3 separate regions of the Homo sapiens genome follow, and regions 2 and 3 are each linked to region 1. Evidence: chromatin loops called from intact Hi-C (ENCODE). Cell type or tissue: OCI-LY7. All regions are shown on one strand.

What was found. A loop is a pair of places that touch in the nucleus more often than their neighbours do. Peaks named below come from ENCODE experiments on the same cell type or tissue, not always from the same donor. Only the 100,000 strongest peaks of a DNase experiment are listed, where the experiment ranks them.
Region 2: a loop joins it to region 1, with 7 times the contacts of the local background. A loop is called at or near these places in 2 of 110 quality-filtered maps.
Region 3: a loop joins it to region 1, with 4 times the contacts of the local background. A loop is called at or near these places in 3 of 110 quality-filtered maps.

The regions. Positions count from the first base shown.
Region 1 is chr10:49,051,793-49,054,292 of GRCh38, forward strand. All of the region lies in intron 5 of VSTM4 (V-set and transmembrane domain containing 4), which reads right to left. Among named protein-coding and RNA genes, the nearest start is that of VSTM4, 62 kb to the right of the region's middle. RefSeq lists enhancers at 1,626-1,725, 1,736-1,845. In OCI-LY7, no CTCF peak of the experiment used is centred here; DNase peaks (open chromatin) are centred at 1,499 and 1,849; H3K4me3 peaks cover 2,115 bases; H3K27ac peaks cover 2,301 bases.
Region 2 is chr10:49,163,612-49,166,111 of GRCh38, forward strand. TMEM273 (transmembrane protein 273) reads right to left here. Exons shown (of 7, transcript NM_001288740.3): 4 at 2,155-2,185; 5 at 1,594-1,672. Among named protein-coding and RNA genes, the nearest start is that of TMEM273, 24 kb to the right of the region's middle. In OCI-LY7, CTCF peaks have their summits at 1,167 (motif pointing left) and 1,386; a DNase peak (open chromatin) is centred at 1,120.
Region 3 is chr10:48,980,136-48,982,635 of GRCh38, forward strand. It overlaps WDFY4 (WDFY family member 4), which reads left to right. Exons shown (of 62, transcript NM_001394531.1): 61 at 1,232-1,343; 62 at 2,374-2,500. The coding sequence ends at 2,440. The region is part of intron 1 of LOC105378298 (a long non-coding RNA gene); the gene reads right to left. Among named protein-coding and RNA genes, the nearest start is that of MIR4294, 4.2 kb to the right of the region's middle. In OCI-LY7, CTCF peaks have their summits at 1,369 (motif pointing right) and 1,582; a DNase peak (open chromatin) is centred at 1,396.

The DNA of each region.
Region 1 (2,500 bases):
AATTTTTAGCAATTATGAAAAAAGCTGCTATAAACATCCATGTGCAGTTTTTTTGTGTGTAGATACAAATTTTCAACCCTTCCTTGTTCATATATAGTGTTTTTTAAATCATATTATATTATAATTTTGTATTCTTAATTTACTTAATCTAAATTTTTCATATTTATATTCTCATACTATTCCAGTGAGGAAATAAGCCGATGTTTACTTAGCCATTTCCCTAACATCTAAAGATCTCATTTCTTTCTCAGTTTAATATAGAAATGACACTGCTAAAAATGTATTTGTGCATAATGGTTTTTTATTCTTAGACTTTCATTTTGGGGTTGAATTTCTAAAGCTGGAATTACCAGGTCATGGAAAAGGACCATTTTCAAGGCTATTTAATACTTACTGTCAAAATGATTTTTGACAAGTTAGTACTACACCACAGCTATGCCACTCAACAAATGAGAATACCTACGTCACCCTCCTTAACACCACTTGTCAATTTTTTTAAAATGACTCATTTAATGAAGAAAAAGCTGATTCCTTTTTGATTTGCATTTCTCTGATTTCTAGTGATAATGGACACTTCCCATGTTTGTCTAAGGAGTTTTCTCATTTATGATGGAAGGATAGCTCCTTCTCTTGATTTAGGATTTTTTTTTTTTTTGGATCTTGATTTAGGATTTTCTTGATTTCTGCTCTTGATTTAGGATCTTGAGCTTTTCTTACAGGTTTGCAAGCAACTTTTACACCATTTGGACATATTTATTGAAAAATATTTTTCCCAATTCCCTTTGAATTCTGGCTTTTTGTTCCATGCAGTTTTTTAATTTGTTTTTGCTAAAATCTTTTGACATTTTCCTTTCTTCTTTTGCCTCAAAACTTGGGTAGTCTCCCCAACTGCACCTTGCACGGTGTAGAATCAAATAATATTTCCACTTCCTATTCTCTTTTTGGATTTTTTTTAACTGTTTAATATAAAATGGAAGTTTCTGGAACATCATTTTTGTGCACTTATAACATTATGTTCAGGGATTTCCTTAAGGTGGAGAACACCTGCTTTGTCATCATAATTTTCCTTCAAAACAGTAAAACTGCACTAAATTTAATTTTAATTCATATTTCGACAATTTGATCTCATTTAGACAATGAATCACCACATTGACATAGGATAGACACTCTCTCAGAATCTTGTTTCTCCCCTTGAGCCAGCAGGACTGGTCGGAATATTTGGCAAGGAAAGTCCACCTTATGATTAACTTACAAGAAAAGTTATTCGACATCTCAGGTTGGAACAGGGCTATATTTTGTCTCTGACACAACAGAGCAAGCCTTGTTGGAGTGAGTCAAACCAAGAAAGACAGAAAACAGGCCCGCCCGGAAACTCCCTCTAAATTAGAGAGCTGTTTGATTAGAGAGAAGTGCTATTTGTGGGAGCTCATTGTGGAGCAAGGCTATTTTTCTGCCTCCAACAAGGGCAGGCAGGATGTCGCACGTGCAGAGGCCTTGCTGTAAGATGTACCAGGTTCCGGCCTGGCCACCTGCCAGAAGGAGCTTCTGTCCCACAAAGGCTTGGCAGTTTTGCTCCATGACACACAGCGGCTGGATTGAGTGAACAGGTGCTGAACAGGGGTCAAAAGGCCACTAAAGCTGATTCTACTTTGACCAGAGAGGTGACCCTGGGCAAGTCACTTACTTCCCCGGGCTTCCACCCACCAATCTGTAAAAGGGGAGGTGTATGTTGGCTATCTCTCTTGCAAAGTTATGAGGGTCAGATGAGAGAGCATAGCCTAAATTAGATGGGGTGTGAAACAGCTAAATAGCAACTGACCCTAGTCTCCAGGGTACAGGTGCAGTGTAGACGTTTCATGGTACTACCCAGGGAGGATGATGTTGCCACTTGGGTATTTCATGGTGCCCTTGTTTCAGCCCAGTGAGTAGGGCTGCAAGTTTCAACTTAGACATTGATCAGAAAGTCTTCCTGCCCAGGATATTACAGCATGACATCCCCTTGACAGCTGCCCTCCCACTAATAGAGCAGTGCTGGAAAGCACCGCTGCAGGACAGACCAGGCAGGTCATGAGAGAGGCTGCATTCCTGAGCGATGGGCAGCCACTCCAGAACACCAGGCAAAGCAGCCAACCTAGATTTTGCAAGGTATTGAACAAATTCTGAGCAACCATATTTTTCAGAAACTAAAGTTAACAACAGTAACAGCTATGTTTGTGTCCATCCTATGCAAGGCACTGTGGAAAGAGCTTGGTATCCGTGACCTCTGGCCCTCCTTGTTGCAAAAATGGGGCCTCAGAGAGATCAGGTCCTTCTCAAAAGTCACCAGCTGAGAAGGGGACATGGGACTTGATCCATGTTGGCCTGCTTCCTCTGGCCCTGAAGCAAGGACCCAGGACCCAGCCCAGATAACAGATAACAAGAACACTGGAACAGGAACAAGGTCAATAGAGCCAGAGCCACAGTGGCTACTCCCAGTTTAAACCATCTCCCTGAAGAGAAG
Region 2 (2,500 bases), 110 kb after region 1:
ATGATAAGTTATATATCCTGTCTTCTCCAGCCCAGGACCCAGTGGACTGACACAAACTTGGGGTGGGGGGATGACATGGGAGGGGACAGAGAGAAGGAGAGTGAGAGTCAGAAACAGAAGGAGAGATGGGGTGCTGGGAGACAGAGTTGATGAAATGTGCTTTAATGCTTCACAATCAGAAACCACTGCTGAAAACTAGAATATCTGTAGGAGGAGAAATCCTCAAAAAAAGTGAACTTCTCAAGAAAATCCATGTCCAGCTCATCCCAAGCGCATGACTCCATGAGGGCTGATGAGTCATGACCCGCAGCCACAATGCACCATGCGTTCATCCCTCATGCAGCCATTAATCCATCCGCTCCTTCAATAGACACTACTTGGAAGTTACCCAGTCCCTGGTCCCATGGAAGAACTGGAGGGTGAGACTGGGCTCTGGGTACTTTCTAAAAGCCACTAACCCTGTGTCAACCCAGACCTCTGTCCTAAATGCCAGCCACTTACTAGACATCTCCTCTACATGGAAGTGTCCAGAAACTTTCGGCTCACCATGTTCAAAAAAATATCATCTCACCCAGCTCACTGCCCAAAGCTGCTCCCCCACCAACTTCCCAAAGGGCACCTGCTCAGAGAAAACTCTGAGCTGTTCTAGATTCTTTTCTCTCCTCCAGTGGCTGTCTCAGTCCCTCATCCCAGGTCCCTGGGCCAGCTCCTCCTTAACTTTGTTCCCATCTTTCATTTTTTCCATTGCCTCCACCTGGACTTACTCCAGCAGGGCTTTGCACCAGGCCTGAGTCTCTGTCCGGGCTTCCAGCACATCTTCCTGGCTGCAGCTGGGCCCTCCTCCATGCCACCATATAACAAAAAATATTCTCTCTCTCCCCTGCTTAGAACCCATCTGTAGGTGACCAGAAGTTTCAGGACAGATTTCAGACTCCTTTGCTTAACACAAGCCCCTCTGACTGTACATGCATAGAAACTACCTATCTCTCCAGCGCTTCCTTCCATATCGTCACATGAAACACTTGCTTCTGCCACACTGCATGTTTGTCAGCGGCAGGTTTTACCCATGATGCCTACATATACTAGGGTTCCCTCTGCATTCATGAGCTTCTCTTAGTCCTTCCGCACGTAGCCTGAGGCTCCCCTGCACCTCCTAGTGGCTATGCAGCCCTCTGCACCCCCAAGACACAAGGCAACACATGCTTAGCCTGCCATAGACCTCCCGGGACCCCCACCCCCACTGTGCAGCCACCACCTGGGACCTGCCTGTCTCCCCTGTAGACTGGGGGAGATTGTCCTACTTCTCTCTCCTTGACCCCCAGCACCTAGCCCATGGCCTCATGTTCAGTTATTTATTCATTCATTCAACACATATGCAAGTATCCACTTTGTCCCTGGCACTGTGCTAAGTGCTGTGCTACAGAAGTGAAAAGGAAGACCCTACCCGCCCGGAGCTTACATTTTAGAAAAAAACCCATGCAAAATAGACAAATCAATATATCGTATAGCATCAACTAGTGCAAAGAATTATAAAGAAAACTAAAGCCAAGCAAAGAGAAGAGAATGGTGGCTGGAGTCGAGAGGGGATTGTACCTTAAATAGGCCCTCCATGATGCAGTGGTGACACTGAAGCAGGGATTTGAAGGAAAAGAGGGTCGAGGCTTGCAGCTTTCTGGCAAAGAGCATTCCAATTACAGAAAACAGCAAGTGCAAAGGTCCCAAGGCAGGACCGTCCCTGAGGACGTGGGCTCTGTGCAGAAGAGCAGGGTACCTTGATGCCAGCAGGGAAGCCCAGAAACCTGGGACAAACCACGTGTGACCTCCCAAGTGACAGGGGCTGGAGGCCTCATTCTGAAAGTCAGGGGTATGCACTGAAGGGGTCTGAGTGGGGGTGGAACAGGATCTAATCCAGGCTATGCAGAGGCGAGCCCTACTCCCTTTGACGGCTGTAGCCTGTGGCCCTCACTCTTGTGACACCTGCCCACTGGTCCAGAGGAGGAGAGAGTGTAAGGAGGGGACCACGAGGTGCATTCTAGTCACCTAGAAAGCATGCCAGAGTGCAGAGAAGGCTGGGGATGACAGGCAAGGGAGTGGCACGGTCAAGACAGGAGAGAACACGATACCTCTCCCTGACTGTGTGGGCAGTGACCTTACCTTGGGGCTCTCTTCTTTAGCGGGATGGTGTCTAAACAGAGAAAGCCGGGCATTAGGAAGGGGGTCGTGTGACAAGAGGTGCAGAGCATTCCCTAGAGCTTTCACCTCCCTCTCCTTGGTCCTCTCACTCACGGTTGCCCTCGAGAGACCCGGGGCCTGGCTGCTATGTGATGAAGAGGCTGTTTCCTCCCCTTATTTGTGGGGATACACAAGGATAAGCAAACTCAAGGATAAGCAAACTCCCATGGCCTATTAAGCCCCTCGGGCGATGCACACGCCAGCATCTCGGAAGCCTCCTCCTCTCCCGGCCCAGACCAGCCCCTTCTGCTTATCTTCACGGATCATA
Region 3 (2,500 bases), 72 kb before region 1:
GATTACAGTTCAAGGGAAGATTAACATGAAATGACAGGATGACATGGACATATTCAAATAATCACACTGGCCTGCAGTTTAGAGTTAACAAATCTAAAATATGTGCAGATTTACAAGCCTAAACTGCTGGAGGTCTCTAATAAAAAGGCATGTTGTTCTTACATTGCTCAAAACTGCTTTGTTGGAAAGGGACCTGTATTGGGCATGGCACGTGGATATTTGCATGTGTGTCCTCTTGGCGTGTATATTACTATACCCCTCAAATGTCTTAAGGGGCAAGAAAGGAGATCTTTGAAGATATTAAGCATACTGCATTTGTGGGCAGATGTAATCCAATTTCTGCTTGGAATTCATTTATTTGCCATTTGCAGCAAGGCCCAACCCAGCTGAGTACAATTTATTTCAGGAATCGCCTCAAAGATTTGGACTCAATCTGGTACATAAAAAGTGCTTGGGAGAAGCTTGTTGTTTAGACTTGTACACAATGTACAAATGCCTGGTGTGCTTTGAGGTGGTTTCTCCCACCTGGACCCCTCATGCATTTCCTGGCACATGGCCTGTCTGCACACATGGGTGGTCACCTCAGGACAGCAGGGGCTGTATCATCTCTCCTGCCCTGAGTCCAAGGAAGTGGCCTCGCAGGGACGTACCCAGCTGGCGTCTCTCCATCTCACCCTTCACATTGAAGGAATTACTGTCTGTCCCCAAATGCAGTCATTAAAATGAGTGAAGTAACAATCATTGAGTTATATTTTTTGAAAAAAACATTCTCAGCATTTAATTACTGGTTGTGGCGTGAGAGGATTAAGATAAGTTGATAATGCCGACTTTATGTAATTTATTTTTACTAGGCAATTACTGGCTGCATTACACCCTGGCAGCAAGGTATTGTGGGGCATCTTATTAAGCATAAAGCCAGTAAACACTGATGAACAATTTTGCTGAACTAGGCATGCAATTTAGAAAGCAATAATACACAAATCCAATTTGGTACACAATGGATACCGAGGCACGTCAGCACATGTAACTATCACCGCCTGCAAATTAAATTGGGACGGCCCTTTTTGCAACAGCACAGGCCAAGATTAAATATATTTCCCCCTCAATTTAACAAGTTGCTGACCACAAATATAAATATGTGCGTATGTGTTTGCGGCCCCGTGTGCAGATGCACACTGTATGTGCGAAGCCGATCTGGCGTTCTAACTCTTCTCTCACATGCTCCACACAGGCCACAAGTGGGAGAAGAACCTGGCCTTGAGTCGAGAGCTGGACGTTAGCATTGCTTTGACAGGGAAGCCCAGCAAAACCAGCCCCGCAGTGACTGCTCTGGCCGTGTCCAGGTAAGCGCGGCCTTGTTTCTCTGGGTCTCCAGCAGAGGGCACTGCAGCCACCTTTAGGAAAGCCCCAGTGGCTCTGAGTCCAGGCCACCTGGCCGAGGAGGCCACTTCACTCCAGGACATGGCCCCACCAAGCACAGGAAGCAGCCCGTGTGGCCATATAGAGCCCCAGGAAACGTTTTTCAGGGTTTTGTTGTTGTTTGTTTTGCTTTTAACTCACACATGCCCTTGCTCTCTTGCTCTTGAATATCCAAACATTCATTAAGAAATCCAAGAGGTATAAGTATATTGTTTTGTAATTTTATCCTAAAGAGAGCCTTTTCCCCTGAGTTCCACTGCAGACTGTAACATTTGGTGTGATGATTATCCTTCATTAACAGAAAGTGCCTTCTGAGGGCTCTTAGCTGCTGTAGCATAGCCAAGCATCAGTCCCGACACTTCATACCCGTTATTTGACTCGCAGTAACCCATGGAGGTGGTTACTGTCATTAACATCCTTGTACACACTGCGAGGTGCAGCCTTAGGGGCCGCTGACCTTGCAGAGCCGGACTTCCTTCCTCCCTCACTGGCGTGGCGTGGGCTGTTCCGGGGTCCTTGGTGGAGGCACTACACAGTGTTTTAGATGCTGGGTGGGGCGGAGTGGAGTGGGGTGGGCATGATGGTAGGGCCAGAGCCGCACTTTTTGCAGAGAACTTGCCATTTGTTCTGCCCTGGTCCTGGCTATTTCTCTGGTGGGACAGGAGACTCACCTGGAGGCACTGGAGAGAGGCACGGCCTCGTCCTGTTCCCTGGGGCCTGAGCTTCCCCACAGTGCTGTGGGAGCCACCACCCTCACAGCTCAATGCTTTCCCCTCCCCCAGGTGGAAACCTTCTCCATTCCTCCCACTGCCTCCCCTGCCTCAAGGGAGACAAGACCAGGGGCAAGCTCCGCTGGGCCCCAGATAGAGCCCCAGAGTTGCAATATCCCATGTGCTGGCGGGGACAAGTGGTACTGTCCCTCTAACGTTCTTGTCTTTTCTTTCTCTTCCCAAGAAACCACACCAAACTCCTGGTTGGTGATGAGAGGGGGAGAATATTCTGCTGGTCTGCAGATGGGTAGGAAGAGAGAGGCAGCAGAGGCTCTGGCACAACAGTGCCAGGCTGAGGGTGGCAGAGGTGA